Linked DNA regions of Homo sapiens: region 1 is linked to region 2. Evidence: chromatin contacts called from ENCODE Hi-C or POLR2A ChIA-PET data. All regions are on one chromosome and are shown on one strand. Each heading gives the region's core, a stretch centred on a gene start or an enhancer-like site at or near the end of the contact. The rest is flanking DNA. Distances are from core to core; before and after follow the strand shown. Region 1 overlaps ANGPTL4 (angiopoietin like 4). Region 2 has its middle 5.8 kb from the start of FBN3.

Region 1 (5,229 bases), core at 991-3,490, 210 kb before region 2:
TCCCTGGAGGACTCGAGGAGGGTGGGTCAGAGGGAGGAATATTATGGGCTGGCCTTGGGAAGATCTTTGTCCCAAGAACCCAGCAGGGACTGAGTGTGGGAGGGAGTAGGCAGTGGAAATCTGCAAAGCCTCTCTGGGCCAGCTGAACTGGGTAAAACCCCGTGTTGTAACCTCTTGTAATGGAAAGGACTTCTCAGTGGAAAAAAAAGCTTTCTTTTTTTTTTTTTTTTTTTTTAGAGATGGAGTCTCACTCTGTTGCCCAGGCTGGATCGCAGTGCCGCAATCTCAGCTCACTGCAACCTCTGCCTTCGGGGCTCAAGCGATTCTTGTGCTTCAGCCCCACAAGCAGCTGGAATCACAGGCACGCCCGGCTAATGTTTATGTTGGTAGAGATAGGGTTTCACCATGTTGGCCAGGCTGGTCTTGAACTTCTGACCTCAAGTGATTTGCCCGCCTCAGCCTCCCAAAGTGCTGGCATTTCAGGTGTAAGCCACCGTGCTCAGCCTTTGTTTTTTTTTAGAAACGAGGTTTTGTTGTGTTGCCCAGGTTGGAGTGCGGTGGCTATTCACAGGTGTGATCACGGCTCACGGCAGCCTTTAACTCCTGGGCTGAAGTGACCCTCCTGCCTTGGCCTCCCGAGTAGCTGGGACTACAGGCATGTGCCACCATGCCCAGCAAGGGCTGAATTTTATTTTATTTTATTTTATTTTCTCTTTTTTATTTTTTTGATGGGGGGACGGAGTCTCGCTCTGTCGCCCAGGCTGGAGTGCGGTGGCGTCATCTCAGCTCACTGCAACCTCTGCCTCCCAGGTTCAAGAGATTCTCCTGCCTCAGCCACCTGAGTAGCTGGGATTACAGGTGCACACCACCATGCCCGGCTAATTTTTGTATTTTTAGTAGAGACGGGGTTTCACCATGTTGGTCAGGCTGGTCTCGAACTCCTGACCTCGTGATCTGTCTGCCTCAACCTCCCAAAGTGCTGGGATTACAGGTGTGAGCCACTGCACTTGGCCTTTTTTTTTACTTTTACAAAATTTTTTGTAAAGATGAGCTCTCACTATGTTGTCCAGGCTGGTCTCGAACTTCTGGGCTCAAGTGATCCTCATGATAGGCCTCCCAAAGTGTCGGGATTACAGATATGAGCCACTACACCCAGACAAGGGCTGCATTTTAAAGAAAAGAGGCCAGGAGCAGTGGCTAATGCCTATAATCCCAGCATTTTGGGAGGCCAAAGTCGGCAAATCATTTGAGGTCAGGAGTTTGAGACCAGCCAGACCAACATGGTGAAACCCAGTCTCTACTAAAAATACAAAAATTAGCTGGGTGTGGTTGCTCGCACCTGTAGTCTCAGCTACTGGGGAGGCTGACGCTGGAGAATTGCTTGAACCCGGGAGGCGGAGGTTTCAGTGAGCTGAGATCGTGGCATTGCACTCCAGCTCCAAGAGCAAAACTCCATCTCAAAAAAAAAAAAAAAAAAAAAGACCAGCTTGGGCAACATAGCAAGACCCTGCCTTTAATTTTTTTGTTTTGTTTTGTTTTCAATTTAAAGAAAGACAACAGGGCCTATGGGGAGAGGGGCCCCTGGTGGACTAACACACCCTACCTGAGGTCATCTTGCAGTTCACCAAAAATGGCGGAGACCCCTGAGGCTGGATTTCAAATAGTCCACTCTGCCTCTCCCCAACCTGGAACAGCTCCTGGCAATCCCTGGGCAGCCCTGAAGGGAGATAAAGTGGAGACTTGAAACAGGAGGGCAGCCCCTGGGGGGGGTCTCAGGAGCCAGGCATATCTGGGGGCTTAACAGTGGATGACCAGGGAAGTAAAAGGCAAATCTTATCTCATGACCACCTCTCTGCCATCTGCCTAACCTCTTCCATGGCTCCCTATGTCCTTCCTCAGCATGGTCCACAAGGCACCTGGAGGACCAGCCCCCGTGCCCATCCTCCTCCTGCCATGCTGTACCCACACCCTCTCTGGCACACAGGCTTTCTTCCCACCCTTGTACCACACACCGTCCTGCCACAGGGACTTTGCACATGCTGTTCCCCCTGCCTGGGACTCTCTTTTTTTGTTTTGTTTTTTGATACGGAGTCTCGCTCTGTCGCCAGGCTGGAGTGCAGTGGCGCAATCTTGGCTCACTGCAACCTCCGCCTCCCAGGTTCAAGCAATTCTGCCGCAGCCTCCGGAGCAGCTGGGACTACAGGCATGTGCCACCACGCCCGACTAGTTTTTGCATTATTTGTAGAGACGGGGGTTTCACCATGTTGGCCAGACTGGTCTCGATCTCCTGACCTCGTGATCCGCCAGCCTTGGCCTCCCAAAGTGCTGGGATTACAGGTGTGAACCACTGCGCCCGGCGGGACTCTCTTTCCTCACTTCTCTCTCTGGGTCCCAGCTTCTGGAAGGACACCCTGCCTTGCCTCACCCCCAGACCAGGCCAGAACACCCCAAATGGGAATTGAGCAAGGACTTCCCACTCCTGGACACTGAGGTCATCTAATGGTCTCTCCTCTGACTCAATGGAGGCTCCATGAGGCTGGGGACAAGGAGCAGCTCTGCCCACAGCCTGGCACCAGCATCCACGCAGGCCCCAGCGCATAGCAGCTGCTCAATAAAGACTTGAGGAATGGGCCGGGCGCAGTGGTTCATGCCTGTAATCCAGCACTTTGGGAGGCGGGCGGATCGGTCAGGAGTTTGAGACCAGCCTGGTCAACATGGCCAAACCCCATCTCTAGTAAAACATACAAAGATTAGCTGGGTGTGATGGTGGACGCCAGTAATCCCAGCTCCTTAGGAGGCAGAGGCAGGAGAATCACTTGAACCCGGGAGGCAGAGGTTGCAGTCAGCTGAGGTTGAACCATTGCACTCCAACCTGGGTGACAGAGTGAGACTCTGTCTCAAAAAAAAAAAAGACTTGATAAATGAATAAAAATTAGCTGGGCGTGGTGGCGGTAGGCGCCTATAATCCCATCTACTTGAGAGGCTGAGGCAGGAGAATCACTTGAACCCAGTGGGAGGCAGAGGTTGCAGTGAGCTGAGATTGCGCCACTGCACTCCAGCCTGGACAACAGAGCGAGACTCCGTCTCAAAAAGCAAACAAAACAGTCTTGACAAATGAATGAATGAATGAATGAATGAGGCAGCAGGTCCAGAACGGGAAGAACTGTGCTGAGCAGGAGCATCTCAGAGGCTCTGCCTGGGGTCCCAGCTCCTAGAGGGAGAGGAGGCAGGGTTGAGGAAAGAAAGAGGGAGGGAGGAGGGGAGGATGGCGTTGAGCACGTCTGGAGGCTCAGACGCTCCAGACTGGGAGGAACCGCCCCCAGCCCAGCCGGAAAAGTAGGGGAAAGGTCGAAATGAGTCTGCACGGTGGGGGTGGGGGCGGGCCCAGAGTGACCAGGAAGACGCTTTCCGGCCCCTCAGGCATCTCCCCTTTCCCCTACTTTCCTCCCATCCAGTAAGGATGGGCACGCGGCCAAACCACCAGTGTGGCTTCCATGAATGCCAGCTGTTCGCCTTCCCAGCTCTGAACTTTCTCCTACTTGGCGGGCCTGAGCCAAGAGTCTGGGAGTCCCGAACCCACAGAACCCCTGCCCCCTTCCACCGCATTTCCCAGCCAGGACTTGTGCCTTCCCCCGTCACCCTCCAGAAGCCCCTCATCCTGGGATGGTGGCTTTGGGAGGGTGGACAGGACCCTGACCACGCTGAGATGCTAGCCTGGCGGGGTTGGGGGCGGGCAGCACGGAGGTGGGAAGGAGCGGGAGCTTGGGGAGGAGAGAACCCTCAGGTCTACAGTGCTGGAAGCCTGCCACTGACCCTAGGGTGTGAGAGGGGGATCCAAACTTTCACCCAGTTGGCTGTGGACAGCCACAGATGCAGGGAAGGATGAGGACCACAGAGAAACCGTGTGGGGCCGTGAACTTAGAGAACCGCGAGTCTGCATCGGACACACGTGGACATGCTGTGGTTCGAGATGAACGGAGATTTGGGAATAAAGCACCTACAACTTGTGGTGGCAGCAAAAGCCCACTTTCTGCGGTGGGGAGGGGGCCGGCGGGGGCGGGGAGGGAGGAGGAGAACAAGAGAGGAAGGAGGAAGAGGGGTCAGGGACCTGGAGCATTGGATTTGTAAGATACAAGAGTGTTTCTGGTCTGGGAGCTGGGGGTTCCCAGCCCTAATTCCCACATACCCCAAGACATTGTGGAGGGCCCAAATCTACAAACACTACTACCTGGCACCCCCTCCTCCATGACACCCTCCCCTAGAAGGTTCTAACCTTCAGGATGGCACCCCGAACCCCATTTCTACCTTCTCCAGCACCCCTGCAGCTCAAGTCCCTCAAGACCTCTTTCTCCACCTCTGTTCCAATCAGTGATCAGCAGGGCTTCAGGGACAGCCCACTGGCTTGCAGAGGAGAAGGGTTGGGTGGCCTGGCTGGGCCAGGTCAGGGCTGAGGAAGGAGGTGCTCCCATCAGCTTTGACCCAGAGACTGGTGAGCCCTCAGGGACTCCAGGCCAGGACATCTTCTCCTTAAGGTGGACCTGACAAGGAGAGGACCAGCAATGGCAAGTGGCGGGGTAGGGGTGGCCACCGGAGAGCATCGAGGGGCAGACACTCACGGTGCAGGCGGCTGACATTGTGAGCCGGGTCAACTGGCTGGGCCATCTCGGGCAGCCTCTTTCTTCGGGCAGGCTTGGCCACCTCATGGTCTAGGTGCTTGTGGTCCAGGAGGCCAAACTAGGATGGGACGGGAGGAGGGTGTCAGGTCCTGCCTGGCCCCACGTCCCCAGCCACACGTCCAGTTCTCACCACCTCCCTCTCAACCTGGGGTCCAGCTATCAGAGGGACCTTTTCTCCCTTGATCCTAGGGTTACCTGGCTTTGCAGATGCTGAATTCGCAGGTGCTGCTTCTCCAGGTGCCGCTGCTGCTGGGCCACCTTGTGGAAGAGTTGCTGGATCCTGCTGTTCTGAGCCTTGAGTTGTGTCTGGGGAGGGGTGAAAACCTTGGTGAGGACCCAGCTTGCCTACCCCAACCTCTTAATTCATCCACTCATCCATCCTTCCAAATCTCCATCCGCTGAGGCCAGGCAAGGGAGTCTTTCTTTTTTCTTTTTTTTCCCAATGACGGGGTCTCGTTCTCTCGCCCAGGCTGGAGTGCAGTGGTGCTGTCACAGCTCACTGCAGCCTCCAACTCCTGGGGTCAGGCGATCCTCCTGTTTTCAGCCTCCTGTG
Region 2 (5,424 bases), core at 1,926-4,425:
TCTCCCAGCAGGGCTAATCCTAATCCAGTTGAAGTCTGACCTCAAAGCCCACCTTGGCATCTCAAAATGCTGGGATTACAGGCTTGAGCCACTGCATCCCGGCCTCTCTTGCTTTCTTTCCCTCCCTCCCTCCCTCCCTTCTTTCCTTCCTTCCTTCCTTCCTTCCTTCCTTCCTTCCTTCCTTCCTTCCTTCCTTCCTTCCTTCCTCTCTTTCTCCTCTCTCTCTCTCTCTTTCTCCATTCTTTTGACAGAGTCTCACTCTGTCGCCCAGGCTGGAGTGCAGTGGCATGATCTCTGCTCACTGCAACCTCCGCCTCCCGGGTTCAAGCAATTCTCTTCTTCAGCCTCCCAAGTAACTGGGATTACAGGTGCCCACCACCACGCCTGGCTAATTTTTTTTGTATTTTTAGTAGAGATGGGGTTTCACCATCTTGGCCAGGCTGGTCTTGAACTCCTGACCTCATGATCCACCTGCCTCAGCCTCCCAAAGTGCTGGGATTACAGACGTGAGCCACTGCGCATCTTCTCTCCTCTCCTCTTTCTTCCTTTTTCTTCTCTCTCTTTCTCTATCTCTCTGTCTTTCTTTTTATTTGAAAGGGTCTTGCTCTGTCTCCCAGTCCGGAGTGCAGTGATGTGATCTCGGATCACTGTAGCCTCTACAGTGACATCTGGGGCTCCCAGACATCTGGGGCTCAAGTGATCTCATCTCAGTCTCCTGAGTAGCTGGGACTACAGACTCATGCCACCAGGCCTGGCTAATCTTTGTGTTGTTTGTAGAGACGGAGCTTGCCATGTTGCCCCAGCTGGTCTCTAACTCTTGCACTCAAGGGATCTGCCTGCCTTGGCCTCCCAAAGTGCTGGGATTACAGGTGTGATCCCCCGCTCCCGGCTCGACATGGAAATATTGCCAAGATGTAATAAGAAGTTAAAAGAGGCTGGGCGTGGTGGCTCACGCCTGTGATCCCACCACTTTCGGAGACCGAGGCAGGCAGATCATGAGGTCAGGAGATAGAGACCATCTTGGCCAACATGGTGAAACCCCGTCTCTATTAAAATACAAAAAAAAAAAAAAAAAATTGCCAGGTGTGGTGGCGTGTGCCTGTAGTCCCAGCTACTTGGGAGGCTGAGGCAGGGGAACTGCTTGAACAGGGGAGGCGGAAGTTGCAGTGAGCCGAGATCGCGCCACTGCACTGCAGCCTGGGTGACAGAGAGAAACTCTGTCACAAAAAAAAAAAAAAAAAAAAGTAAAATAAAATAAAGGGCCACCTAGTGTGTGATTCCATTTACGTGAAACGTCTAGGCCAGGCACGGTGGCTCATGCCTGTAATCCCAGCACTTTGGGAGGTCAAGGCAGATGGATCACTTGAGGCCAAGAGTTCAAGACCAGCCTGGCTAACATGATGAAATCCCGTTTCTACTAAAAATACCAAAAAAAAAAAAAATAGCCAGACGCGGTGCCGTGTGCACCTGTAATCCCTGCTACTCGGAAGGCTGAGGCAGGGAAACATTCGAACCTGGGAGGTGGAGGTTGCAGTAAGCCAAGATCATACTACCGCACTCCAGCCTGGGTGACAGAGGGAGACTTCATCTCAAAATAAAATAAAATAAAATAAAATAAAATAAAATAAAATAAAATAAATACGTGCAATGTCCGGAACAGGCAAATCCACAGAGAATAGAAAGTGGATTAGTGTTTGCCAGGGACTGGGGTATGGGGAATGGGGAGCAACTGCTAATGGGGACAGGATTTCATTCTGGGGTGATGAGTACGTTTTGGAACTAGATAGAGGGGGTGGCTGCACATACTGCGTGTACTGAACGCTACTGAATTGTACACTTGAACATAGTAAGTGCTATGTTGTGTGAAATTGATCTCAGTAAAAGAAAACAGTAAAAAGAAGATGGTAATTGAGAGGGATTGATTTAGTTTGCAAGAAAAAAATATATTTTTTTTACAAAGATGAGAAAAAGCAAATACAGAACAAGATACAAAGGTGCTAACATTTGTGTTTATTAGAAAGAGAAAGAGGCCAGGCACCGTGGCTCACGCCTGTAATCCCAGCACTTTGGGAGGCGGAGGCGGGCAGATCACATGGTCAGGAGTTCGAGACCAGCCTGGCCAATATGGTGAAACCCCGTCTCTACTAAAACTACAAAAATTAGGGTGTGGGGTGGGCGCCTGTACTCCCAGCTACTCAGGAGGCTGAGGCAGGAGAATCGCTTAAACTTGGGAGGTGGAGGTTGCAGTGAGCTGAGAGTGTACCACTGCACTCCAGCCTGGGCGACAGAGCGAGACTCTGTCTGAACAAAAAAAGAAAAAAAAAGAAAGAAAGAAAGAAAGAAAGAAAGAAAGAAAGAGAAAGAGGCCAGGTGTGACGGCTCATGCCTGTAATCTCAGCACTTTGGGAGGATGAGTTGGGAGGATCACTTGATCCCAGAGTTCGAGACCAGCCTGGGCAACATAGTGAGACTCTATCTCTAAAAAAAAAAATTTTTTTAAATTAGACAGGTAGTATGTGCCTGTAGTCCTAGCTACTCTGGAGGCTGAGGTGGGAGGATTGCTTAAGCCCAATTCGAGGCTGCAGTGAGCTGTTATCTTCCCCACTGCACTTTAGCCTGGGTGACAGAGGGAGACCCTGTTTTTTTGTTTGTTTGTTTGTTTTTAATTATTTTTACAAAGAGGAAATAGGGCAAATACAGAACAATGTATAAAGGTGCAAACATGTGTGTTTATTAGAAAGAGAAATAATATATTGTATATGGACCCTAGACAGGTCCCCCAGCTAGAACATCAAGGCAATGGGGTGAGGGTGTGGCTGGGGGCCCAAGGCCACGGGGAAGGTTCCAGCTTTGTGGCCTGGGTTCAGATTTGCCTGTATTCTTTCCTGGTGGTGGGGTCCCAGTGGGCGATGTGGTGGCTCTGTGCCTCAGTTTCCTCATCTGTGTAATGGGATGATATCAGAGCCTGTCTTCAGGGTCTCTTGTGAGGATCCAGCTTGATCTCTTCCTCAGAGCTTTCCTGGGTCCTCTGCGGCTTCCCTCCCCGCTCCAAGCCTCATTCCTGGGCACGTGGCCAAACTCCTGGCGTTGTATGCAATGCTTTGACTCCCAGCTGCTTCCTGTGCTTATACAAAGAGGGCTCTGTCCCCAAGCCACCCTGGCCTAGGCTGGCCCAGCGCACTCCACACACCATAGACTGCAGGCATCTCCCCGTCCCTCCTCCCATCTCCTTGTCCCCAGCCTTGACCCTGTGCTCCTGGGCACACCCTGCCCACTCCTGTCTCCATGCCTTCCTCGAGCTCATGCTAATGAACATCTGGGGTCTGCTGGCTCTGGGTGCACACAGTCAAGTCCCGCCTATGAGGGGGGGCTCCATGGCTGCTCAGAAAGTCAAACGGAGGGTGGGGCTGGCGTGACTCACAGTGACCTTAACGGGATGACAGTGGCAGCAGCGGGGGGGGACAGTTCTGGGGGACATTAATAGTGTGACAATGTGACAGCAACAGGTGACAACGTCACAGGAACTGGGAATGATGGGAAGGCAACAGGTGACAGCAACAGGTGACACTGTAATTTTAAAACCCACTAGGGGCCAGGTGCAGTGGCTCACACCTGTAATCCCAGCACTTTGGGAGGCCAAGGCGGACATATCATGAGGTCAGGAATTCGAGACCAGCCTGACCAACATGGTGAAACCCCATCTCTACTAAAAATACAAAAAAAAAAAAAAAAAAATAGCCGGGTGTGGTGGCACACGCCTGTAATCCCAGCTACTTAGGAGGCTGAGGCAGGAGAATTCCTTGAACCCAGGAGGAGGAGGTTGCAGTGAGCCAAGATCCCACCACTGCACTCCAGCCTGGGTGACAGAGCAAGACTGCATCTCGGGGCGGGGGCGGTCCGGGGAGGACAAAAACCAAAAAAAGAGAACATCCACTAGGGGTCAGGCGCGGTGGCTCACACTTGTAATCCCCACAGTTTGGGACCGAGGCAGGTGGATCACCTGAGGTCTGGAGTTCAAGACCAGACTGGCCAATGTGGTGAAACCCCATCTCTACTAAAAATACAAAATTAGCCAGACGTGGTGGCAGGCACCTGTAATCCCAGCTACTCAGGAGGCTAAAACAGGAGAATCACTTAAACTGGGAGGTGGAGGTTGCAGTGAGCCGAGATGGCACCACTGCACTCCAGCCTGGGAGACAGAGCAAGACTCCATCTAAAAAAAAAAAAAAAAAAAAAAAAAGGAAAAAGAAAAAGAAAAAAAAAAAACTAGATGGTGATGTGTGCCTGTAGTCCCAGCTACTTGGGAGGCTGAGGCAGGAGAATGGCTTGAACCTGGGAGGCGGTTGCAGTGAGCTGAGATTGCACCACTGCACTCCAGCCTGGGCGACAGAGCAAGATTCTGTCAAAAAAACAAAAACAAAAACTTTAAAACACCAGATCCCCATTGGAGCCCCCATGGACCTCATTTTACTGAGGGTGGGGGGAACTGGTGCCAGCATCTCGGATCACTGAGCAGCATCAGGGCTTAGGGTGCCAGATGGTAATGAATGGTGTCTTCCTGGGGCCCGATCTGCATGTGATGTGTGTGAATGTGGTTGGCTGCGGCACCACCACGCTTGGTCACTCTTTCTGCTGAGCCCGGTTGTTGCTGATGCCAGTGAATTGTGATGTTAAGAACCCTGACATTCTGGGTAATGGTATGACCATGAGCCGGGGACTGTGTCACAGCAGAAAGGTGAAGGTGTAAAGGTGACAGGAGACATGCATGTCCCAGGTAGCGGAGCAACCAGAAAAGAGCAGGGTGTCACATGGACAGGTGACAATGAGACAGGGTCATAGGGACAAGTGACTGTAGAATAGGAACATGGTGATGATGATGATATACATACATATTTAGAGACAGGTTCATGATCTGTTATCCAGGCTGGAGTCCAGTGGCAACATCATAGCTCACTGCAGCCTCAAACTCCTGGGTTCAAGCACTCCTCCCACCTCAGCCTCCCAAGTAGCTGGGACTACAGGTACATGCCACCATGCCCAGCTAATTTTTCTATTTTTTTGTAGAGATGGGGTCTTGCTATGTTGCCCAGGCTTGCCTTGAACTCTTGGCCTCAAAGGATCCTCCACCTTGGCTTCCCAAAGTGTTGACATTACAGGCGTGAGGCACAGCGCCTGGCTGATGATGCAGTTTTGACGGAGAGACCATGCATGTGTTTTGTACAGTCCTGGGTGGGGGGACTGTGATATGCGGTAGGATTTAAAGCCTAAATGTCCCTTCTTTTTTTTTTTTTGAGATGGAGTCTCGCTCTGTCGCCTAGGCTAGAGCGCAGTGGCGTGATCTTGGCTCATTGCAGCCTCTGCCTCCCAGGTTCAAGCGATTCTCCTGCCTCAGCCTCCCAAGTACCTGGAACTACAGGTGTGTGC

The links. A loop is a pair of places that touch in the nucleus more often than their neighbours do. ChIA-PET counts read pairs that join two places held with the same protein, here RNA polymerase II (POLR2A). Pooled maps may share reads with other maps.
Region 1: POLR2A ChIA-PET joins it to region 2 with 11 read pairs in RWPE1. The contact joins two enhancer-like sites. A Hi-C loop is called at or near these places in 2 of 50 pooled maps. POLR2A ChIA-PET finds 5 or more read pairs at or near these places in 5 of 52 experiments (H1, RWPE1, WTC11 and 2 more).

Annotation. Positions count from the first base shown.
Region 1 is chr19:8,365,707-8,370,935 of GRCh38, reverse strand. It overlaps ANGPTL4 (angiopoietin like 4), which reads right to left. Exons shown (of 7, transcript NM_139314.3): 2 at 4,872-4,982; 3 at 4,617-4,734; 4 at 1,604-1,717. Among named protein-coding and RNA genes, the nearest start is that of ANGPTL4, 4.2 kb to the right of the region's middle. Within about 2 kb of position 2,240, at least 22 of the 41 ENCODE cell types and tissues checked have a DNase peak (open chromatin) inside an H3K27ac peak, as active enhancers do.
Region 2 is chr19:8,152,707-8,158,130 of GRCh38, reverse strand. No RefSeq gene overlaps it. Among named protein-coding and RNA genes, the nearest start is that of FBN3, 5.8 kb to the right of the region's middle. RefSeq lists silencers at 3,822-3,871, 3,992-4,041. Within about 2 kb of position 3,175, at least 9 of the 41 ENCODE cell types and tissues checked have a DNase peak (open chromatin) inside an H3K27ac peak, as active enhancers do.